2 separate regions of the Homo sapiens genome follow, and region 2 is linked to region 1. A link is a loop called in an ENCODE intact Hi-C map of the cell type or tissue named here. Cell type or tissue: HepG2. All regions are shown on one strand. Each heading gives the region's core, and the rest is flanking DNA. Links, peaks and the distances in the headings are about the cores only. Region 1 has its middle 130 kb from the start of USP12-AS1. Region 2 holds the start of USP12-AS1 (USP12 antisense RNA 1).

Region 1 (12,533 bases), core at 2,499-10,498:
TGTGATGCGTTTGAGACTTTTTAATTTTTAAAAAAATTTTTCTTTTTTTTTTTAAGACAGAGTCTTGCTCTGTCACCCAGGCTGGAGTGCAGTGGTACAGTCTTGGCTCACTGCAACCTCCGCCTCCCGGGTTCAAGCGATTCTCCTGCCCCAGCCTTCCAAGTAGCTGGGATTATAGGCATCCGCCACCATGCACAGCTAATTTTTGTATTTTTAGTAGAGACAGGGTTTCGCTATGTTGGCCGGGCTGGTCTCGAACTCCTGACCTCAGGTGATCCGCCCACCTCGGCCTCCCAAAATGCTGGGATTACAGGCATGAGCCACCATGCCTGGCCACTTTTGAGGCTTTTGGCAATGAGAGATACCCAAACTCACAGAGGCATTGTCTTCACTGTATTATCAGAAAATATTTATTGAGGCTCTATACTCAGGTCTGTGGCTTGGTGTTGGAAAGTACAAAGTGCCCCTGATTCACGGTCTCTGCCTTCTAGCTATGAATTCCCTATTCATCTATAATTTCCTTGAGCACCAAGACCAAACCTTACAGACTCCTGAATGGATGTCTGCATATAGGTCTCCTGCATGGATGACTGTGCTTGGCACATAGAAGAATTTCAACAAATACCTGCTGCTTCTGTTGTCTTCCACATGTACCAGCAAGCTAACATGTAGGGGATACCACTCAAAATCTGACAGTACACAATTAACTGCTAAATGGGCAGTTGAGACACCAAAGCGTTTTAGGTTTTTTTTCTCCATTTTCCCCGGCTCCTTGCACAGCGAGGACCAGGATCATGTGATCTGTATTTCTTTTGCTGTCATCATTGCTAGAGACCACATACTGAGCATGTCCTTGTGCCTGGCCCTGGGAGAAGTGTGGTGTGCATTCTCTCTTAATTTTCACAACTCCAAGAGGCAGGTATTACAATTATTCCCATTTTACAGATTAAAAACCTGAGGCTTAAAGAGGTTCAATTTGCTCACAGTTACAGCACATTGAGTCTGTCTAGTAACTAAGGTGATGGCAGCAGGAATTGTCTAGCAAGGCATAAGACACAGGGGTCAGTGATGGTTGGTGGCCTAAGCCCCTCACCCAGCACCATATATTTTCAATGAAGATCATGGACCTGTCTATGTTTTCAATGAAGAGCCCGTGTGGTTTGAAAGTGCACCAACTGCAAAAAGCAGACTGCATCCTGGAGGGGCAAGTCCCCACGTATAACTTGCCCAAGAGCCTGGATGTGTGGACTCACTCTTGGCATGGCCGTGAAAAGCAGTCATCCACTTCTTAATTGATTGTACACTGGTTCCATCTCAAGGATTCCCAGAGAGGATTAAGAAAAAGGATGTTATTCAACCAAAACGCTGATCAAATTAAATATTCAGATCTCAGATATGTCAGTTAAGATCTCAGCTCAAGGCTGAAATATTTATAAGGAAGATCCTTTCCTCTTTTCCTCTTCAAATCTCACATGTCTGTACTCAGTCCACCTCCCGCTTCCAACCCCTTTTCCTCTCTTCCTTCACACTTTGCCTCTTCAGAGCAAATACACTTAGCAAACCCGTGGATGTCCCTAACAAGTCCAGGGACACAGCTCATCCTCAGCTTTCTAAGAACTCATGATACTGATGCCCAGGCCATGAAACCGGACCCAGAGGGCAGCAGCTTTACCCGTGCAGCTCATTCAGCACCTACCATATGCTGCAGGATAAGTCTAGGAGAACCGGCCTTCATTGTCTCTCCCTATGCGTCCCGCCTGGTCCTTGAAATAAGTTTGGAGTTAGAGACTAGTTCTCGGTGGGGCTGTTGAGACCTCTAAGGCAGCAAGTTCACACTTCATTACCCGCTGCTATGACCAGGGAAACACAGATTCCAGAGATAGGCTGTCTCTCTGAGCAAAGTACTGCAGTAACGAGCAGAGACTCCAAAGCCAGAATTATGGGCTCCCTGCCCGGTTCTGTCACTTCAAGCTGTGTGGCCTTGGGCAAGTCACCCAGCCTCACTGTAGATCTGTTTTTTCATCTGCAAAATGGGACGACAATGCTGCTACTGTTAATGATGATGAAACAGCTACTATTGGTAAATAACTTAGAACAGTGCAAAACACAATCCACTCGTGATTTTTTAACCAACATCAAACATTATTAAAAACCTTATTAAAATTTTTAACCAACATCAAACCTTATTAAAACATCTCAGCCTCTGCTCTTGGTCCTGAGCTCATGAACTGTGGTTGCCACTAGAGCAACTGTTAATGGAAACACAAATTTCTGATACAGATTAAATATTGAGCTGAACCCACTTTCACTAATTCAACAAATTAGGCTTTCTTTGCCTTACTCCCAAAGAAAGTTTTGATCTTCTGTCCTCTTGGGACCTTGTCAGGTCTCTGACCCTGATCCTCTCTGCTCCTCCCAACTGCTCATCAGATATCAGGGTCACTGCCTCTTTGGCCCCATTTCTGATGGCCTTTGGGTTCTAGCTGCTCTTAACTTCTGCCAGTAAAAATCTTGGCTCCTATTACAACTTCAATGTAGTTCAAGTCAATGCTCATGTATTAAGCACCTACTAGCCCAAAGCACTTAAAGAGATGCGACGATATTCCCATGCATACCCTCGGGTGAGGTGCATGCTGGGCTCATTGAGTTATCACACAAAATGGAAAAAACCCTCTGGCTGAGACCCAAAGTGCTGCAGGCAGAGTCACATGCAGGGGCAGAATGGGAGGCAGCCTCAGAGAAGGGGCGGCCTTTGACCTTAAAAGATGAGAGTTCAGTAAGGAGAGCATGGGTGCAGAGCTTTGAAAGCGCAAGATGTTTATTTAGTCATCCATTCATTCAACAAGCATTTACTAAGCACTTGTCATGTGCCAAGCACTGGGTTTGCATTCCTGCTCTGTCACCGTATGATCCTGGTGTATGATCTTGGATGCTGTAACCTCTCTGTGCCCCAGTTCCCTCAAGTATAAAACCATAACACTTAGCTATCTCACAGATTCGAGTGCTCTTCGGACAGTGCCTGCTACATATGAAGTGCTCCATGAAGGCTTACCGATACTGTTGTTGTTATAAGTTGAACAAATGATTGCCTTAAATGCTGTATCTGCCACCGAAAAGCTCACAAACATTGCTAGAGCAGTGGATATAAAAATGAATAATAACACTTCTGTGTACTTTCCTGGGAAAGGTATCCTATGATGTTTTTGTGTGTGAACCACATCCCTTTCCAAATTCTTGCAAATGAAAATGTCTGTGTGTGTTGCTGGCTTTCTCACAAATTCCACTCATGGCATCTGTACTCTCCATTCAGAACTTCACATCAGTCTGCGCTTCATGTACTAAAACACTCTTGCTTCCATTTCTGCCACCCTGGATTATCGTTGCCTTTGGGCTCTGCCTCTTTTGTCCTCGGTTCTCTGATGTTTTTTACAAATATGGGGCGTACCGTGCTGGGAGCGGGGGCACACAGTGTGTGGAGAATGAATGAGCCAGTGGAGTAAGTGACCCAGATCTCTGAGGGGAGCACCACAGGTGGGCCACATGGCCACCCCAGAGAGCCTCCATAGGATAGTGGCCCCATCGTGCCCTGAGTGGGGCTTGGTGGACTCAACGGAAGAGGAGGCGGTGCAGAGAGGAGGCGGTGCACCCGGGAGCTTGTGCTCCAGTCTGCAGACCTTGAGGAACCACAGATGATTTTGAGCGGGGGAGTAACAGGACACAAACTGTTTCCAGAAGACAGAGGGGCAGCAATAGGAGCCTGGGCGAGGAGCAGGGTCAGGAGTGGGGAAGACAGGTCATCCTCTCTCTCCACTCTATGTCAGCAGGTCTCAGCCAGGAACAATTTTCCTCCCCCTCCCCTCAAGACATTTGGCAATGTCTGGAGACATTTTTGGTTGTCACCAGTTGGGGGTGGGGGTGCTACTGGCATCAAGTGGGCCGAGGCCAGGGAAGCTGCTGAACATCCCACAGAACTCAGGACAGCCCCGCAAACAAACAATCCAGCTCCAAGGGTCAACAGTGCGAGACTGAGAGCTCTGGCCTGGAGCACCTCATCAATAACACTCCGCTCCCAGAATTGAGTCTCCAGCCTTGACAGGTGAGGCTCCTTCCACGCCCACGCTGTGAAGGGTCTGCAAACCAGGAGGACCCTGCTTTTTGCTGGGGCAGACTGTCCCCTTCCCTCTCCCTGTGCATCCCACCTTGTCTTGGAAATGAGCTTGCAATGGAAAGACTCGCTCTGTGGCAGGCTGCTGGGATCTCTAAGGCACTGGATTTACATTCATTATCAACCACTGTAACAAGGAAAGCATGGATTCTATTTGGGCAATAAGCCAGCTCAGAGGCTTCTGCACAACCCCAGAGACCCCGCCGTTATTGCTGGGAACACACATGGCAGGAGTGTCATGGCAGGGACCAGGAGAACACGGCACCGGTCCCCCACCCCAGCTGTGAGCCACCGCAGCTTCCTGCAGCCACTCCTCTCTCACCAGCCCCATGGCCACTTCTCCTCTGGAACGAATGTCAGCCCCACCTGGCTCCTCTTCTCTTGTCTTCTGCTCACCTCACCTGACCTCATCCATCCCCACATCGCTTCAATTCTCAATAACTGGAAAATTCGCATCTCCAGTCCAGACCTATCTGTTAAGCCCCTACACCCCGCAGACATCTTCATGGGAATGTGAGGACCACCTCAGCCTCCACGCTCCCGATGAACTCACAGTGGCTCTGTGCCCGGGCTCCTGCTCTGCTGCTCCCAATTGTCCAAGCTGGAAAACCCTAAGCATCCTCCTTGTCTCCTCCAGCCCCTGCCTCTGCCAGCAGCTGACCGCCACCAATCCTCCGCACTGGCCTCCCTGTGTCCCTGTCCCTGTCCCCTCCCACCACACCCTCACACGCCCGTCACTCCACCTTCTGTGCAGGGCCATGGGCAGCACTCCTGGCCACCCTCACCACATGCCATCACATTTTCCTGCTCACATTTTCCATGACTCCAATGTTCTGTTTTGTTGTTTTGTTTTTTTTTTTTTAAGACGGAGTCTCTCTCTGCCACCCAGGCTGGAGTGCAGTGGCGCAATCTCGGCTCACTGCAAGCTCCGCCTCCCGGGTTCACGCCATTCTCCTGTCTCAGCCTCCCGAGTAGCCGGGACTACAGGGGCCCGCCACCATACCCGGCTAATTTTTTTTGTGTTTTTAGTAGAGACGGGGTTTCACCGTGTTAGCCAGGATGGTCTCGATCTCCTGACCTCGTGATCCACCCACCTCAGCCTCCCAAAGTGCTGAGATTACAGGCGTGAGTCACCGCGCCCGGCCAACTCCAAAGTTCTTATTTGTTTGTTTACCTTTTGGATCCTGTTTGTATTTCTGTCAGTGACTTTGGGGATGATGTAGATAAATAAATGCATCAGAGAGCACTTGTCCATTCATAATGGCCCCTGGTCTTCACCACCTGTGAGACAGTAAGACAGTTGGTAGTGGCACCATTTCACAGGTGTGGAAACTGAGGCCAGCAGGTGGAAGAACCAGACTATTGGTGCTTCAGTAACTGGGCAGAGCTCGGGGGAGAACCCAGCTACCTGGCTGGTCCCATCCTGGGGTCTCCTGGCACCCTGTCCCACTATGGTGTACCCAGCCCTTTCTGGAGAAATGTCACCTTGGAGCACAAGTTTACAATCTGTTGGGTCCAAGAGAGGAGGAGGTCACTCTGTTTTCTCCTGTAATGCAGGCAGGGCCAGAATGGAACTGGCACAAAAGTGAATGGAAAAGGTCTGGAAACACGCCAGCCCCAGCAGCCTCCTCCCCACTCCCAGCTCCTCCACAACACTGGAGGGTTTATTTGTTCAATTACTCTCCCCAACTTTGAACCTTGTTGCTATTCTAGTTTGCACATTCCTCCAAAGTCATTCCCCTTTTTGCTAGATGACAAAGTTACAGTGAGAGGAAAGAAACCAGGGTCAGTGGTTTTGTCAAACCAGCCTAGCTCAGCCCAGGCCATCGTCCACTGAGTTACGTAAACAAGACCTCAAGCAGACGAACGAGGGTCTCCTTCCCTTCTCCCCTACCCCAGCCCCTCTCCAGACTCCCATCCCCCAACCTCTGTCCAGTTGACCAAGATCCCTCTGGATAGCAAGGACCTAGCTCCGGAAAAGTGCTCTGAACGCAGCCACGCTGTTGAGTCAGGACACCCGGCTGGGCTCTGGTCACGGCTTTGTTCATTGTGCAAGTCAAGGACAGGGCACAGGATGAGTCCCCTCCTCCTCTGGTCATGGAATCTTCACTTGTACTCTGCAAGGATGGACTGATGTTTCAAGGACCAGGAGGCACGAGTGATCCTATGAAATGGGTACCCTGCCCGTAAGAGCCTGATGACACACGGGACCCCAGTTACCTCTACACTGTGGCTCTCCCTAGGCAAGATGGGGAGCAGAGCACAGGCTAGCAGTGCCGTCCCTGGACCCTGCGTCCTTGGATGGGGCAGCAGGAACAAATGCCAGTCCTATTTCCAGTTCTCTGAGAAATCTCCATACTGTTTTCCATTAATATGGGGCCTCCGTTATTGCTCTTTCTCTGTTATATTACAATGGTTCCACAATATCTTTAAGTCCTTGTGTTTTAAGAACAGCCCAGGGTTTATCTCAGAATGCCAAAGGGGGTGCGGTGGTAACCCACACCTGCCCAGGAAAGGGTAAGTCCCTGGGTGGTGCTAGTTCATCCACTGAGGCCAGAGAGACAGGAGAGGGCCAGGCACAGCTACCTGCTTTACCCAGCATGAGGTTTCTCTCTCCTGACGGCCTCTGCTTTTGGGTCAATGGCCCAGGTAAAAAGACAGGTGGAGGTATTAACTTCGCTCTGCTCCAACCAGCCTCAGCATACTCTTTGAAAGCAACAACCAGGCCAGGTGCAGTGGAGCACCCCAAAGTGCTCATCCCAGCACTTTGGGAGGCTGAGGCGAGCGGATCACCTGAGGTCAGGAGTTTAAGACCAGCCTGACCAACATGGTGAAACCCCATCTCTACTAAAAATACAAAAATTAGCTGGGCATGGTGGCACTTGCCCGTAGTCCCAGCTACTCGGGAGGCTGGGGCAGAAGAATCACTTGAACCTGGAAGGCAGTGGTTGCAGTGAGCCAAGATCGCGCCACTGCACTCCAGCCTGGGAAAAAAAAAGAGAGAGAGAGAGAAAGCAACAACCAGTCAGAAAAGTTTTCTGTCTATATTTAGACACATAACTGGCTGTCTTTAAAAAAATAAAATAGGCAAGGCAGGCTTCCTTTGGCAGAGCAAACATGTCCACAATCCCACAGACCATCCTTCAGTTGTGGAAAAACCTCCCGAGGCCAGGGCTGCCTAATGCAGCTCTTGCTAGGAGCCCTCCCAGCCACAGAGCCCTGTTGGTGATCCCAAAATGCAGGGAGGGACTGGGGGTGCAAACAACTCACATGGAGACTTCTCTGTTCCAAAGCAGCACCTACATGCTTGGGCAAGTGCCTGGGATAAGTCATTGGTCCCTTGGCAGGGACATTTTTTCCTCAGCAGACAGGGGTTCTGATGACCAGGTAGGTGGGAGCAGGTGCAGGTGTGTGATTGGGGCAGGGCAGGGCAGGGACCAGGAAGGTAGGAGATCAAAATCCACCCCAGGGCTTTCCAGCCAAGACTGCCTTTAAGCTAATGGTTTTCAAAATGAGATATTGATTTTGAATCCTACTTCTTTCAAAAACCTGCATCAGCAAGCCCTGTGCCAGTGCTTGTGATTTAATAACCCAGAGTGAGAGTCTCCGCTTGGGGCTGAAGGGGCAGGGCTGATTGTTAATGTTCTGAGCATGCCAGGGGATGAAGGCCTCTGTCGGAGAAGCTCAGGTAACCATTTCCCTAGTGGTCCTCCCGCACCTGCACCCCCTGGCTAAAGCTGTCCCTGCAGGCCTGTTCAGTCGCCAACCTCACCTCTCTGCCCAGCTCCTCCTTCTTTTTTCCACTTAGACCAGGGGCGATGTTTGCCCACCTGCCCACCAGGTGAGGTGCCCTTACCCACCTAAGACAGCACCTGGGGAGGCAGCATGGCTGAGGGGGATGACTTTGGTGCCAAAAAGACCCTGGGGCCAAATTCTGGTGCCATCATTTGCTAACTTTGGAAATATCATTTAATTTTCCCAAACCTCAGTTTCATCATCTGTAAAATGGGTACAACCACTTCAGTCACAGACTCTTGGTTAAAAGTAACAGAAACCCAGCTGGGCACGGTGGCTTATGCCTGTAATCCCAGCCCTTTGGGAGGTCAGGATGGGAAGGTCACTTGAGCTCAGGAGTTCAGGAACAGCCTGGGCAATATGACGAGACCTCATCTCTACAATTTTTTAAAAAATTAGCTGAGTGTGGTGGCGCACACCTGTGGTCCCAACTATTCAGGAGGCAGAGGCAAGAGGATCACTTGGGTCCAGGAGGTCGAGGCTGCAGTGAGCTGTGACTGCACCACTGCACTCCAGACTGGGTGGCAGAGTGAGAAGTGAGACCCTGTCTCAAAACAAACAAACAAACAAAAGTAACAGAAACCCATTTGAACTGGCTTAAGCAAAAAAAAAAAAAAAGTGATTTATCAAGGGGAATCTGTGGTATGTCATGAAATCCAAGGAGGAGCTCAGCTGAAGAAGGCTCAGCAATCCACAACACTACCTCCTGAGAATGAGGGAAGGTAGGGGTGCTACACAGAACAGGCTTATATCAGGGCCTGGCACACAGTCGGTCCTTACATGTTGGCTGGTATGATTTCTAAGTGACTGGCACCCTACCCCAGTGTCTCTATCTGAAAAGCAAGGTTTCAGATCTAGATACAAAGAGATTTCACCACATTTGTGAACTTTATGTCTGCTCTGTTAGCATCCTTAGCATTTCTAATTAGCCAGCGGAATTTTCCAGGCATACTTAGGGATTTGTTCTATCTCATTTGTTTAATTTTTCCAGCCAGAGCCTAACTTCTTTCTGCCTTGCTCTGCGGCAGAAGCAGAGGCACTGGGGCTGGGCTGCAGACAGGAGCCTAGGGCCGGCGGGGTCCCCTTCTGCTCCCCTCTGCGGTCATGGAGCAATGCAGATGTGAGCCCATGCTCATCATTATCACCATCTCCGTGCTCACCTCACATCTCATCATCCCCATGGTTTCTGTCGAGTTCCTCAGGCTCTTCCTGGAGGTCCCCTGCTCTCTTTCTGCATGTAGCATCACCCGTATCTGTAGGTGGCTGCTTTCCAGGGACCTCAGGGCCATGTGCCACACACACAGCCACCTCGGTGGCAAAATATTTAATCAAGCCACCTGTGAGCCACACAAACAGACACAATGCACCGTGTGTCCAGCATAGCTTTGGAATCGGAAAAACCTGACTTTAAATCCTAACTCCATTGTTAACTAGTCCATGACAAAGCAAATCATGTACTATCCGTATTTTACCCCAACTTCTTATTTTGAAAAAAAAATTACATGAAAGTTACCATCTTACCCACTGTTAAGTGGACAGTTCTGTGGCATTAAGTACATTCGCATTATTGTGCAACCATCACTACCACCCATCTCCAGAACTCTCTCCACCTTGCAAAACTAAAACTCTACAGCCATTAAACCACTCCTCAGCCTCTCCTCCCTCCAGTTCCTGGCAGCCTCCATTCTATTCTCTCTTCTATGAATCTGACTACTCTAGGTTCTTCATACAAGTGGAGTAATTTAGTCTTTGTCCTTTCTTGACTGGCTTATTTCACTTACCATAATGTCCTCAGGGTTCATGATGTTGTAACCCATGCCAGAATTTCTTTCCTTTTTAAGTCTGAGTAATATTTCATTGTGTGCATATGCCACATTTTGAATTTTGAATGAATTTTATCCATTCATTCATTGTTGAGCACTTGGATTGGTTGCTTCCATGTTTTAGGTATTGTGAATAATGCTACTATGAACATGGGTGTACAAATATCTCTTTAAGACCCTGCTTTGAGAATATACCCAGAAGTAGGATTTTTGAATCATATAGTGGTTCTATTTTTCATTGTTTGAGAAACCTCCATACCGTTTTCCACAGCAGCTGCACCATTTTCCATTCCCACCAACACTGTACAAAGTTTCCAAGTTCTCCAAATGATCACCAACACTTGTTATTTTCTGTTTTTTGTGTTGTTTTGTTTTGTTTTGTTAGTAGTCATCCCAACAGGTGTGTGGTTTTATCTCATTATCATTTTTATTTGCATTCTTCTTATGATTAGAGGTATTGAACACTTTTCATGTGCTTATTGGCCATCTGTATATCTTCTTTAGTGAAATATCTATTCAAGTCCTTTAGATGTTTTTGCATTGAGTGTTGACTTTTTTGTTGTTGAGTTTTAGGAGTTCTCTATATATTTTGGATATTAATCCCTTATCAGGTATGTAATTTGCAAATATTTTCTCCCACTCTGTAAGTTGTCACTTTACAGTATTTATAGTATCTTTTGATGCACAAAAGTATTTAATGGTCATGAAGTCCAGTTTATTTATTTTTTTAACCTGTGCCTTTGGTGTTATACAAAGGAAATCATTAGCAAATCCAATATCATGAAGTTTTCCCTATGTTTTCTTATAAGAGTTTTATAGTAATAGCTCTTACGTTTAGGTCTTTGATTGATTTTGAGTTAATTTTTGTATATGATGTTAAGTAAGGCTGCAACATTATTCTTTTGCATGTGAATATCCAGTTTCCCCAGCACAGTTTGTTGAAAAGACTGCCCTTTCCCCATTGAATGGTCTTGACACCCTTGTTGAAATCATTCAACCATATATGACAAATCAACCAAAAATGGTTTATTGGGCTCTCTATTTCATTCCATCTGTCTATATGTCTCTCTTTATGCCACTGCCACACAGTTTTGATTAGTGTAGCTCTGTAATAAGTTTTGAAATCAGGGAGCATGTGTCCTCCAACTTTGTTCTTTTTCAAGATTTTCTTGGCTGTGGTATTTTTAGCTTTAATTTCACCATCTGCAAAATGGGGATGATATTTGCACCTGCCTCACTGGATCACGTGTGTGTGTGTGTGTGTGTGTGTGTATTAAATGAGGTAAGATGCGCAAAGCACTTAGCATTTTGCCTGGAATATAGTAAGTTATATATTTAAAATATTTAAAATTTCTATTAACATAAAATGATACAAAAATTCTTTAAGGATTTATTGCCTCTTCCAAACTGTGGAATTCCCACAACTGTGATGTATCTTTTGTGACACGTACATCTCTGAGAAGACTCATTTAGAATCTATTACTAAATACTAGGGTACATGTCAGCTTCCCTGTGTTTACTGGTCCCATCTCAGCATGAACAACTCTAGACTAGGGAAGTCACACCAGTGTTCAAACCAAGCTTTGCCACATCATAACCAAACCCCAGGATGAGACAGTCTCTCTGTGCTTTTGGTTTTTTAATATTTTTTAAATGGGCATAATAATACTTTCTTCAGAGTCTTTTAGGGTGGGGGCAGGTGAGGGTGAGTTTATGTAATGTGTATGGAAAGCCTTAGCTCTGCACCTTGCACAGTCAGCACAAAATAAATTCCTCCTGCCTGCCCATCTCTCCCTGTCCCCTTTCAATTCTGCTTCAGACAGCTTGTTTCATAGCTTTTCTGCATCTCCCATGAAAGAGGCGCATGCCACGGTCTCTGACATGAGAGAATTCACTATCTCTTTAAGGAAACAAGAATAACCTCCTAAAACAGAAGCAAAACAACCCCACATCCTGCCCTTGAGGAAGCGCCACGTCCCTAAGGGTTTGAGGAGTTGACCACTGGTTCAGCAGTCACCAGGCCCTGCTCAGCCAGGCATCTGAAGACCATGGTGTTCTATGTTCTAAAACACGTCCCAAGGGCTCATTTACATATTCATCAGGAAGTAGCAATTGAGGGTCTGCCACCCAGATTTGGACCCACCTGTCCCCCTGTCTCATACGAAGGCAGATCAGCACAAAAATACAATCCAGAATGATGAGTGCAGTGGGGTTAGAGCTGGATCTAACACCAGCCTCCATCTGCTTCTGTTTCCTGAGCTTCTTCAAGGAAAAAAAAAAAAAAAAAAGCTAGAAACACAGAATTTTCTCTCTCTCTCCTTTTTTTTTTTTTTTTTTTTTAGGCATCTGGTCCTGGCTGGAGTGCAGTGGCAAGATCTTGGCTCGCTGCAACCTCCATCTCCTGGGTTCGAGCAATTCTCCTGCCTCAGCCTCCCTAGTAGCAGAGACTACAGGCATGCGCCACTATGTCCAGCTAATTTTTGTATTCTTGCAGAGACAGGGTTTCACCATGTTGGCGAGGCTGGTCTCAAACTCCTGACCTCAAGTGATCCACTCATCTCGGCCTCTCAAAGTGCTGGGATAACAGGCATGAGCCACCACGCCCAGCTGAAACACAGAATTTTCCTAGTGAGTTAGGTCCAAGTGACAGAGCAACCCACAAGTTTTCCAGGTACCGTGTTATTGTGTGGATGCCCCCAGCTTGAGGTGCAGATTGTCTGGGAAAGCCCTGAACCCTCTCCCCTCAGGCA
Region 2 (12,533 bases), core at 1,789-9,788, 130 kb after region 1:
AGGTTTTCCTTAACAGAAATGATCAGGGTACACTCCTCTCTCTAGCCTAACGCTAACTAAAAAGGCAAAAGATTATACTAAGCAACTGGTTTCTGCTAAGTTGTTTTTAAATTTAACAGTGTTTTCAACACCAAAGTTAGATATAACTGGTGAAAAACCAACTGGAAAGTCAAAATTTTACTGTATGATTGTTACCATCTTTAAGACATTCCTGAAGGATTTTGTTGAAGGCTGACAAATTCTATTACATCACATAATGGTCACATAATCACCCAAAAATTTAAAGTGAGCCTAGAAAAAGTAAACATTCAATAATAATAGCTCCATTCCCACATTTGAGAAGTACGACCCTATCAAAACTAACAATAGCTTTTATGAAATCAGTGATTCTTTACTGGGATAAAGAGAAGGCGTGATGGTGAGTTAAGTTCTGCTCCAGGCCAGGCACAGTAGCTCACGCCTGTAATCCCAACACTTTGAGACGATGAGGCAGGTGGATCTCCTAAGATCAGGAGTTCGAGACCAGCCTGGCCAACATGGTGAAACCCCATCTCTATTAAAAATACAAAAAATTAGTCAGGGGTGGTCGTGGGCGCCTGTAATTCCAGCTATTCAGGAGGCTGAGGCTGCAGTGAGTCAAGATTGCGCCACTGCACTCCAGCCTAGGCAACAAGAGCAAAACTCCATCTAAAAAAAAAAAAAAAAGTTCTGCTCTGGAGCCTTCATAGGTATCAGAATTAATTTATTTTTGTCTGAGCACATGACATACACAAATGGAAGAAGACATTTTTTTCTGACTTCTGTCCCCATTTTTGTAACTTAGGCAAAAGATTAGACTTAGTACCCTTACTATAGAATTCATCATGAAGAAGTAATGAGATACTCAGGCCCTTCTGATGAAAACAACCAAAAGATGGGTGAAATTTAAAAAATAATAATTAACTGAGCTAGTGATAAAATAATCTGCAGAAATCAAAAAACAAAAGTGATGGGGGAACTACGAGAGATAAGCAAACACCAAAGACTTCCCACTGCTGGTATTTCCTGACCCTAGTGACCTTTAAATTCTCTTCTAACAGCTGAATGGAACGGTATGCAGGAAACAGATGCTAAAACTTAGGGTCCACTCAAGACAGGGAGGACAACAGGAGAGATGAGCATGAAGCCGAGATCTCTAAAGGGTTTCTCTTCAATGCATAAGGGAACCAGTAATAATCCCATACCACAAGAAACAGCAAGATAACTTGCTTGACTTGTCCTTGGCACTTAGGAGTAGAGACAGGGAGAAAGGAGAAACATCTTCCCAAAATTCATAACCATAACTAGGCCCTCGTAAAAGTCTGTGACCCAAATTTCCACTGACTATGTGATCTTAAAAAAAAAAAAAAAACCTCAGTAGAGAATTCAAAGAAATCCTAAATTGAGAGTGCCCTCCTTCCACCTCTTCCACTCCACAAAAGGCAGAATTACAAATTCGCTCTGGAATGAGACAAATTCAATCCACCCACGAAGAATTCCTACAAATACAAGCCAAGAGATTTGAGTTCATAAGTCAAAAATTACAAAAACACACAGGAAAAGAAAGCCCCATGAATAAGAGCCCCATGAAGAAATGCAGACAGCAGAATGAAACTCAAGAAGATATTAAGGCAGGCGTGGTGGCTCATGCTTGTAATCCCAGCACTTTGGGAGGCCGAGGCAGGTGGATCACGAGGTCAGGAAATCGAGACCATCCTGGCTAACACGGTGAAACCCCGTCTCTACTAAAAATACAAAAAATTAGGTGGGCATGGTGGCAGGCACCTGTAGTCCCAGCTACTCAGGAGGCTGAAGCAGGAGAATGGCGCGAACCTGGGAGGCAGAGCTTGCAGTGAGCCGAGATCATGCCACTGCACTCCAGCCTGGGAGACAGAGCGAGACTCTGTCTCAAAAAAAAAAATTAAATACCAGAATTAACAGACACAGGATGTAAAACAAATGTCTCATATGTGTCAAGAAATGGCAATGAATTGATTATAAGAACAAAGATGAGACTCTAAGCAGACTTTTAAAAAGAACTAAATACAACTTCAAAATATAAAAGTTGGAAAAGCTGAAGTAAAAACTCAATGGTGTGGCCAGGCATGGTGGCTCGTGCCTGTAATCCCAGCACTTTGGGGAGGCTAAGGCAGGTGGACTCAGGAGTTCAAGACCAACCTGGGCAACATGGCGAAACCCCGTGATATGGTTTGGCTCTGTGTCCCCACACAAATCTCACCTTGAACTGTACTTCCATAGGAACCTGGTAAGAAATAATTTGAATCATCAGGGTGGTTCCCCCATACTGTTCTCGTGGTAGTGAATACGTTTCATGAGAACTGGTTTTAACTGGGGTTTCTGTTTTTGCATCTTTCTCTTGCCACCGCCCTGTAAGAAGTGCCTTTCACCTCCTCCCATGATTCTGAGCCCTCCCCAGCCATGTGGAACTGTAAGTCCAACTAAAACTCTTTTTCTTCACGGTCTTGGGTACATCTTTATTGGCAGTGTGGAAACGGACTAATACACCCCATCTTTACCGAAAATACAAAAAACTAGCCAGGCATGGTGGCATGCACCTGTAGTCCCAACTACTTGGGAGACTGAGATGCAAGGTTCACATGAGCCTGGGAAGTGGAAGCTGCAGTGAGCCGGGAGTGTGCCACTACACCCCAGCCTGGATGACAGAGTGAGACCCCATCTCAAAATAAATAAATAAATAAATAAATATTTAAGTAAAAAAATTTTAATGGGTGTGCTTAAGAACTAAACAAGGTTAATATCAGATAGTACTTTTTAGCCAATATTCCTGTCAATGTAAGGTTATTAATGAAAACTCAAGTTTCGTTAAAAACAGGAAACGTGGCCAGGCGCGGTGGCTCATGTCTGTAATCCCAGCACTTTGGGAGGCCGAGGCAGGCAGATCAAGAGGTCAGGAGATTGAGACCATCCTGGCTAACATGGTGAAACCCCGTCTCTACTAAAAATACAAAAAAATTAGCCAGGCCTGGTGGCAGGCGCCTAGTCCCAGCTACTTGGGAGGCTGAGGCAGGAGAATGGCGTGAACCTGGGAGGCGGAGCTTGCAGTGAGCCGAGATCGCACCACTGCACTCCAGCCTGGATGACAGAGTGAGAGTCCATCTCAAAAAAAAAAAAAAATATTTTACAGAGAAGATTTCATGGGAGAATGGATTCATTACAGAACTGCTGTAGAGAGACCATGGTATACTACAAGTATCATTGAACTAGCAAAGCTACAGACTTGAGTCTGGTCTTGGCCATGACATTAAATTATAAATGACCTGTAACAAATCATTCTTTCCAGACCTCAGTTTCCTCAGATGTAAAACTTCTGTCTATAGTACCTTCCATCCCCACATTTTTAGCAACATATGAATTTATCAGCTCTTCCAATTTCATTAAAACATTAAATATACAATGTTGGATAGTCTATTAAAAGTCAAACATTAACAAAGTCCTGAATGAGTTAGGAAATAGCATCATATCCTCAACAATAGCCATCCAATACTAAGAATTTGTAGGCTGATATAGTTTGGCTGTGTCCCCACCCAAATCTCATCTTGAATTGTAGCTCTCATAATTCCCACGTGTCGTGGCAGAGACCCAGTAGGAGGTAACTGAATCAAAGGCATGGGTCTTCCCATGCTCTTCTTGTGATAGTGAATAAGTCTCATGAGATCTGATGATTTTACAAAGGGCAGTTCCCCTGCACACGCTCTCTTGCCTGCCGCCATGTAAGACATGCCTTTGCTGATCTTCTGCATTCCACTATGATTTTGAGGCCTCCCCAGCCATGTGGAAATGAGAGTCCATTAAACCTCTTTTTCTTTATAAATTACCCAGTCTCAGGTATTTCTTCACAACAGTATGAAAATGGACTAATACATAGGCAATGGGGCAAGTATCTCCTTTAACTTACCTAGTATGAATTCTTGAAAAGATGAGGTCTTGTCCTTTTCACACCCAGAAATCACCATCCAAGTGAAATAATAATAGGTTGAAATTACAAAGATACCTTTGACCTATTATTTTGATAATATAAAAGTAACTATATATTAAATGTGTGAGCAACCCAAAAATATCTGCAAATAGGAAAAAAATAATCTGGGAGATGGCTATCCTGCAATTAAATAATTTTTACATAGTCAATCATGGAAAACATACAACTAACTACCTTTCACTCCTTTCACTCTGCCATTATGAAAAAGATAAAAATCACACAAAAGTAAACTAACAACCAGGAATGTTTTCAAGAAAACAATTCAATCTGGAATTAATGTAATTCCTTAACTTAAAAATCTCCTGGCCCACAATATCTACATCTAAAACCAGATTATGGCTAAAAAATGGTGTCTATGAGGATATGTCATTTTGAAAAGTTATATTCAGTATATACTATTTTATAAAGTAGAGAACAATACACCTTACCAAGAAATTAAAAATGATGAAAACATAAAAGAATGTGCATCTATCATTTGGAAAATGTATTTAAATAGCCAAACTATTAGTTTCCACACAACTTTAATATAAATAAAGAGAAAATTCAATACACTGTTCCAGTTTCATGTTTCAAGTCATATTTTAGAATGCAGCATGTATCATTTTAAGTTAGATCAGGTCAGTACACAAAGGAGAACCGCCAAATCAGGCAGGAAAAGCTTCCCAGAGGTGGGAAAAGCACGTGACCTGGTAAAATAAGAAAAGTTCTGGAGGCACAGGAAGCAGCCCATGTGACGGTGTGAAGGTATAAACACAACAAAGAAGTGAATGTGAGCTGTAAAAAGATGAATCCAAAGTATAAAGGTGAAACAAGTTCATCTCATAAATGAGAAAGGGCGAAGAGTCAAAGAGAAGGCTTAACCCTCATACCTGTTCTAGAAAACACCATGTGCCCAGAAACTGAATCAAAGGCAATGAGAATATTTATGACAAAACACATTATACAATGAGTTTGAGGAATCATAAAAAGAGTATCAAAGTAGTAGGCCTTGGGTTATGTGAAATTCAGTATCTGACTACCTGTGTTCTCTCTAGCCCTGTGCTAGTAACTGGAGAACATGACTTTTAAAGTGTGACACCCATTAGTGAGTGGTGAGGTCTTTGCAGTGGACCACTACCATCTTCTTTTTCAGTAAAACAGATCAGACACACATCTTTATTAGGAGTAAACAAAGTCTTCTGAAACTTTTGTTTCAATATGTAAGTATGTATGTATGTATTGGGTTTCATATTATTTATCACTCTAAGTTGAAATTTTTTAAATTTTATATACAAAAGCATAAGAAAAATTTCAAAATCATAATTCAACTGGGGAGTAGAGAGTGAATAAAAATTAGCTTTTCATGATTACATATAAATAAAAATCCATTTAAAAATAAATTTAAAGATGTAGAGATAAGAGAATAAGTGTCAAAACTATGTCACAACACAGGATGTACTATAGCAAGTCTGGACAGGAACAACACTGAGTGCTGGAGAACTTGGAAAGGCTTCACAAACAGATGGAACTGAGAGTTGCTTCCAAGATGGCCGAATAGGAACAGCTCCGGTCTACAGCTCCCTGCGAGATCGATGCAGAAGGCGGGTGATTTCTGCATTTCCATCTGAGGTACCTGGTTCATCTCATTGGGACTGGCTGGACAGTGGGTACAGTCCACGGAGGGTGAGCGGAAGCAGGGTGGGGCGTCCCCTCACCCGGGAAGCGCAAGGGGTCAAGGGATTTCCCTTTCCTAGCCAAGTGAAGCTGTGAGTGACTGTACCTGGAGGAAGGGTACACTACTGCCCAAATACTGTGCTTTTCTGACGGTCTTTGCAACCGGCAGACCAGGAGACTCCCTCCCGTGCCTGGCTTATGGGTCCCACGCCCAGGGAGCCTTGCTCGCTGCTAGCACAGCAGTTTGAGATTGACCTGGGACGCTGGAGCTTGGCAGGGGGAGGGGCGTCCGCCATTGCTGAGGCTTGAGTAGGTGGTTCTGTGCTTACAGCATAAAGCAGCAGGGAAGCTTGAACTGGGCGGAGCCCACCACAGCTCAGCAAGGCCTACTGCCTCTCTAGATTCCACCTCTGGGGGCAGGGCATATCTGAACAAAAGGCAGCAGACAGCTTCTGCAGACGTAAACGTCCCTGCCTGACAGGTCTAAGAGACCAGTGGTTCTCCCAGCATGGTGTTTCGAGCTCTGATAACAGACAGACTGCCTCCTCAAGTGGGTCCCTGACTGGGAGTGCAGCCTGACTGGGAGACACCTCCCAGTAGGGGCCGACAGACACCTCATACAGGCTGGTGCCCCCTGGGACAAAGCTTCCAGAGGAAGGATCAGGCAGCAATATTTGCTGTTCTGCAGCCTCTGCTGGTGATACCCAGGCAAACAGGGTCTGGAGTGGACCTCCAGCAAACTCCAACAGACCTGCAGCTGAGGGGCCTGTGAGAAGGAAAACAAACAAACAGAAAGGAATAGCACAAACAGATGGAACTAAACAAGCCAGGCTTTGACTCTTTCTTTAGGGGTATTTTCATTATAGCTTTTCATGTTGGTACAATGAAAACCCTGAACTACAAAGAGTAGGCATTTAAACGTTCCAACCGCAGGCTGGGCAGGGGACTGGGTGACAGCCTTCAAACCAGGAGGCTGCATTCGTGTCCCCATTCTAATATAAACTAAACTACTGAGCCACTGCAATAAAACACTGCCTCAGTTTTCTCATCAGCAAGACAGGAGACCAGATTTGTAGCACCTATTGCAAACCCAAAATGCTACAATTCTAAAATAGCAGCACTACTGTAGAGTTACCAAAGTTTAAATTTAGAACAAATATTTGTTCTAAACATTTGAGCTCCAAATTACTAATCTGCAAAAAAGGGCAAACAAGACTTGCAACATGGCTTGTTTCTGTGAAAAATGTATAGAAGATGTTCAGAACAATGCCTGGCACAACAGGCACAAAGCAAACTTCCTTTGCCCATCTTCCTCCATCCCAACTACAATGCCATCTATTACTCCTTCCTTCAGATGAGTCTTTCAAAAAACACAGTCCTGACACAATTTCTGTGGCTGGGAGGGAAAGTATCTGGGGGTTCTGCACTGATCTGCAGTCATCCTAAGAGTCTTGGTCTATACTTCCTCCTCTAGTGGCCTCCTCTATGTTAAAACAAAAAACAAGCTTTTGATCTGTAAATGTTCACAATGAGACAATGAGCTACTGAAAGAAATCTCATAGTTTTTAACTATCCCATCAAAGTTAAAATGTGCACCATAAAAAGTAGAAGGGTCTAGACCTAAAACTGGCATTGCACCATTGTGGTACACATGGCAGAAGCTTGCAAAAGGCTTAAAATCAGAAATCGGCACAAAGCAAAGTGACCCTCAGTAAGATATATGGTACCAATGACATAAAAGGGAACAGAGAGGTTCAGCTGCCAACACTAATGGAGAAGTCAGAACATGTTGCTAAGTCTGAGAGAAATGAAATATTGTACAACCAGTTATCAAGCTCTAATAATCACATGATCAAAGGGCCTTTGCCTCTATTCCTATCACAGGTCTTCTGAAAACCATTTGTTCCATTGCAGGAAGAAAGAGAAACAATATAATTTTGCCGTCCAGTAGTGTTTATGTTTGTGTATACATCCCATTCTCCCACCTACCCTCCATATCCCTCCTAAAAATCTTCAACCTGATAGGGAAGATTTCTGGCAAGTTCTCAAAAACTGAATTTCTTCCCAGAAGAAATTAAAAGTAGTTTACTTTCTCCTTCAACTGCCACCACAGAAGCACATATGTAACATATTAAACATCTAAATTTCTCATCTCTTCAGAAAAAATCCAATTCTATGATTAATCACTGCGCAAGTAACTGCAAATTTAAATTTACTCAGAGGACTCCACTTATGTAATAAAAAACAAGTTACATATCTGAATCAATATTATAATTCACTGCTAAATAACTAAGCCAAAACCAACAGGCATGTAATTTTAACTTTCAAAAGTTCAAACGTCCACTAGAAACTCAATGTTCCTATTAGACATGTCAAAAAGCACAGTATTCCGATTATTTTATTCAGTATTTTCAATGAAAAGTTTCACCACATAATTCATGGCTAAATGTGTTATAGAGAATATTTAGAGAGAACAAAAGAAGATTCGGATTTACCTTAAGTCTTTTAACTCAGTCAAGATATGGAAATATAAGATCACTGGATGCCAAAAAAATAAACGAACGAAAAACAAGCTTTTGATCTGTAAATGTTCACAATGAGACAATGAGCTAATGAAAGAAATCTCATTACTTCATCTCTGTTAGAAGTAACAGTAGTAATAATACTGGCTTTTCCAAGAACCACTCTGTCAAGCCTTCACATTTGGCTTAACAATAACATCAAAAGGAAAATTCTCAAATATGACCAAACTCAGCATAAGAACATACTTGAGTGCACGATGAAACTTTACAGATCCTACTTTCCTAACAATACAAAAAACTTTCAAAAAATTAATAAAATACTCTCATGGATAGCTAACATTTAAAACATAACTATATCTGAACTCCGTAACTGGCACCTTACCTAAGGCAAAAAGGGTGGGCAAGATGTGTTTTTTCAGCATCTTCACATTGTCTTCAATGCAGGGATTCACCCACTTTGGTGAACAAATTACAAGAATGTTTCATCAAGCTCTTTCTACCATATTCTTGATAATTTCTATATCTATTCCACCAAATAATGTTTCAGCTCTATAAAAAGCAAGGATCCCTGGATTGCCACCCTGCGTACCCTTCAGACACCTGACTTGGATAACAGATTTCTGTGATTATGCTCAGTGAGAAAACCTGTGTTGATGCTTTTCCACTTATAAAAACATGAACGCTTCTATTTTTCCCAGCACCTATGTTACAGTATAATAAAGTATCTGTAAAGTACCTACCACTCCTGAGAAGAAAATCACTATATAAATACAAGGTATTATTAAGTTCAAGTGAAACCAAAATCAACAAATTACATTATGGACTGACTTAGTTTAATAGTAACGGAGTTCATACTCCAGATTCCATATGCAGACTCTGACTCACCCTAATAAAAAGCAAATTATCATCAAACTTACATAGTTTTATCAAATACTCGGAATATTCCATACACTTCAAATAAAAAAAAGTACTCATATTGTGAACTATCTAGAAAGAGTTCTTCATTCTTACCACAATAAGAAAGTGACCTGTAGCTCTTTCCGTGTCACTGAGACAACAGGAATATTATATTAAACCACAGTTAAGTGGAAAGAACAAAGCAGCATCTCTGCCAGTCCTGTTTTCTAGACCTCGATTCCCCTGACCTATAAAATGTGGTTCTCTCTTACCATTTTCCAGCTATAAAACTGTGGAAGAACTGAAAACAACTTTTAAGTTCTGCAAAAATAAAAACCATTCTTAGTAACCACACCATCAACAGCTCATAAAATGACAGTGTCACTCTAAAGCTATGCGTAGGCCAGGTGCAGTGGTTCATGCCCATAATACCAGCACTTTGGGAAGTCAGAGCAGGAGGACTGCTTAAGGCCCGGAGTTCTAGAGAAGGCTGGGCAACATAGCAAGACTCTGTCTCTACAGAGGATGTTGTGGAGCACGCCTGTAGTCCCAGCTGTTCGGGAGGCTGAGGCAGGAGGATCATTAAGCCCAGGAGTTCGAGGCTGCAGTGAACTATGACCTGGGCGACAGAGTGAGACCCTATCTCTTAATAATAATAATAGCAAATAAAAATAAATGTATGCATAATTTTTGTGAAGGATGTTAGAGAAATGCTGCAAAGAACTTTATTCCATTAATGTAGTTTCGGTCTTTTCAACAACAAGAAAGCACCACTCTTTGATAAATGGTGGGGAAGTAGAAAAGAACTGGCTGCCAACTGGCATGAAGCACGGTCACATCCAAAACATACGAGTGGAGTGACCAACATGAAAAATGGCAGAGTAGAAAGCTCCCAGGGTTAGTCCTTCCACCAAAACCATTAAGCTGAAAAATACATCAGAATCAACTATTCTGAACCTTAGAACCTAATCAGACATTAAACACCCAGGGCAGTAGTTGATGAAGGGAGAAGAGAGCACAGCATGCAAACCAGCTACTATTCCCTACTCCTCAGCATCCCCAGAGGCGGGCACAGGACCACCTCCTAGAGCAGCTGCCTAGTAACAGGGCTGGCAGCGGGAACCTTGCCCTCAACAATTTAGGATTGTGCATTTTGCTCAGTTCTGGCAGTAGCCTGGGGAAACAGCACAGATTCTTGCTTTTGTTTCTGTCCCCTTAGGCTGCAACCTTTCTTGTTTTTTTCCCTTTATTGAGGGGGATGGGGATCCAGACATTATACTAAATCTCTATCAAGTCATAGCTGTCCAGAGATAGTAAGACAGAAACTTCAGTGACCACACACAACAAGGAATACAGACTTTGCAAAACTGGTTTAGAAAAGTCATTATACAAATGGATGACTGCAAGCCTCAAAAAAGCAATCACTGAGGAGGTGGAGAATCTGATTTTCAGAGTCACCACATTACAACATTCAAACTGTTCAGTTCTCACACACACACAAAAAAAATCACAAAACATGCCAAAAAAAAAAAAAAAGGAAAATATGGTGTATTTGCAGGAAAAAAGAATTTGACAGAAACCATCCCTGAGGAATTCCAGACACTGGAATGACTAGTCAAAGGTATTATTAAATCAATCGTATCAACGGTATCACACTGGGGTCCCAAAACAAGAGCTGAGCACGCTTACTTCCCCACGACTAACGTGGTTTTTTCAGTGAGTCACTTGTTGAAATCTCAAATTTCCTGGATGAGAACCATTTCTGCAGGGATCAAATGAGGTCAAATCACAAGTCCAAAAAGATTACACAAGTATCACAAGTCCAAAAGATTAGCTAATTCTTGAAGGCAACAACATTTAAATTCCACCACTTTGCTTCAGCAAGCCGTGACGCTTAAAAACAAGGGTGTCAGAAAAATTCTGGATGAAAAGATCAGTTCATGAAAGTAAGGAAGGAATAGTGTTGTGCAGCTATAGAAATAACAAGAGCTGAATGACACTCAAAGTTTATGTGTGGCATTTTCAAAATGCAGTAAAATTCATTTTTTAAAATAAGCACAGATTTACATATGTTAAACACAATTTGAATACAAATTCAGAATGCAGGAAGCAGTCAATATGGGAACTTGAGTGTGGGTACATTACAAAGAAGAAAGGTAAGAACTGGTAAGAGACACTTTAGCCATAGCAGGCCAGAAGGCTGCACAGGTGTGAAACCCTCCTGGTGAGAGGGTGAGCAGTGAGCTCCACCACCACTTCTCAAACCACGTGACTCTGGGTGAGTCACTTTCTCAGTCTTAGTTTCCTCACCATATCATACAGGAAAATACCTACTCTGCCTACCTCGGGGTTACAGAAATCAAATAGTGAATGTGAAAGTGCTGTAAAACGTAAAGCATTATGTAAAGGTATGACTAGAAACATGAGTCATTTGGATTTTTCTAAGTAATCATTTTACCAAAGTGAGCAACGTGATGGAAACTTGCCCCAGTAGAGTGAAGTACCTTGTTCAAGTACACTTGGTTTTGAAAGCCACTATGTAAATGGAAAAGAGACCACTCTTTAACCTATGTAAAAGTCTGAGGTTAGCTTCCTATGGACAGTTAAAATATCAGAACAAGCACCAAATCCCTTTCATATGCTTTGTATAAAACCTTTTATTTTATAAGTACTCTAAGTTCACAATCTAAAAATAATTCAAACTGTAAAGAGGGTGTAAAACTCAAAGTATTATTCACCACTCCCTCTCTTAAGGTTCATTTCCCTGGAGACAATACCCATTAACGGTTTTAGTTCTTAATAATGATTATCATAACTTTAAATAATATATTGCATGCCTCAGTCAACAGCTCTTAATTCTGTGCTTTTGCAAGAAGAGAAATTGACACACACACTACCTCCCAACTCTCCTTCCACAGGCCACCTCCTAATTTTTATTACGTGTCACTGGGTAGAGTATTGTTCTAGTGCTTCTACTGGTTCTACATCTAAATCTTTAGCTAGATTTACCAATTCTCATATAGCACGTAAGAAATCCGGGCTATGAAACAAAAGGAAATAAGCACATTCACCTTTCCTGCTATCCCTCATTTCCTCCACCTCCCAGCCACTTACTCATATATTCAGGGATTATAACATTTACATTAGCTTCTATAATTATATCTTCCATGCTTTATCTTTGGTGTATTCAAAAAGCAATTAACTAGAAAGAGTAGATACTTGAAGGGTAGCTAATGTGTGCAAAGGAGATTGGCTTATGAAGTAGAGAGGGGCCAGTAGAAATGTTAGTAACTTCAAACAAGAAAATTTTAGTTACACATGTTAAAAAATGTATAGGTTACTAGCAAAACATAAAATATCATTCCAATAAAAAGCAGTACAGGAAGGCAAAAAAAAAGAAAAGAAAAAGAAAAAGCAAAGGAACA

Evidence for each region. A loop is a pair of places that touch in the nucleus more often than their neighbours do. Peaks named below come from ENCODE experiments on the same cell type or tissue, not always from the same donor. Only the 100,000 strongest peaks of a DNase experiment are listed, where the experiment ranks them.
Region 2: it touches region 1 in a loop (2.3-fold over the local background); 2 of 110 quality-filtered maps call a loop at or near these places.

What each region holds. Positions count from the first base shown.
Region 1 is chr13:26,985,817-26,998,349 of GRCh38, forward strand. No RefSeq gene overlaps it. Among named protein-coding and RNA genes, the nearest start is that of USP12-AS1, 130 kb to the right of the region's middle. RefSeq lists an enhancer at 11,520-11,789. In HepG2, for the core only: no CTCF peak of the experiment used is centred there; DNase peaks (open chromatin) are centred at 2,735, 5,375, 5,845 and 6,205; H3K4me3 peaks cover 1,595 bases.
Region 2 is chr13:27,119,933-27,132,465 of GRCh38, forward strand. All of the region lies in intron 1 of USP12 (ubiquitin specific peptidase 12), which reads right to left. USP12-AS1 (USP12 antisense RNA 1) reads left to right here and starts at 5,601. Exons shown (of 3, transcript NR_046547.1): 1 at 5,601-5,644. RefSeq lists enhancers at 5,892-6,391, 11,139-11,208 and a silencer at 11,239-11,288. In HepG2, for the core only: no CTCF peak of the experiment used is centred there; a DNase peak (open chromatin) is centred at 6,169.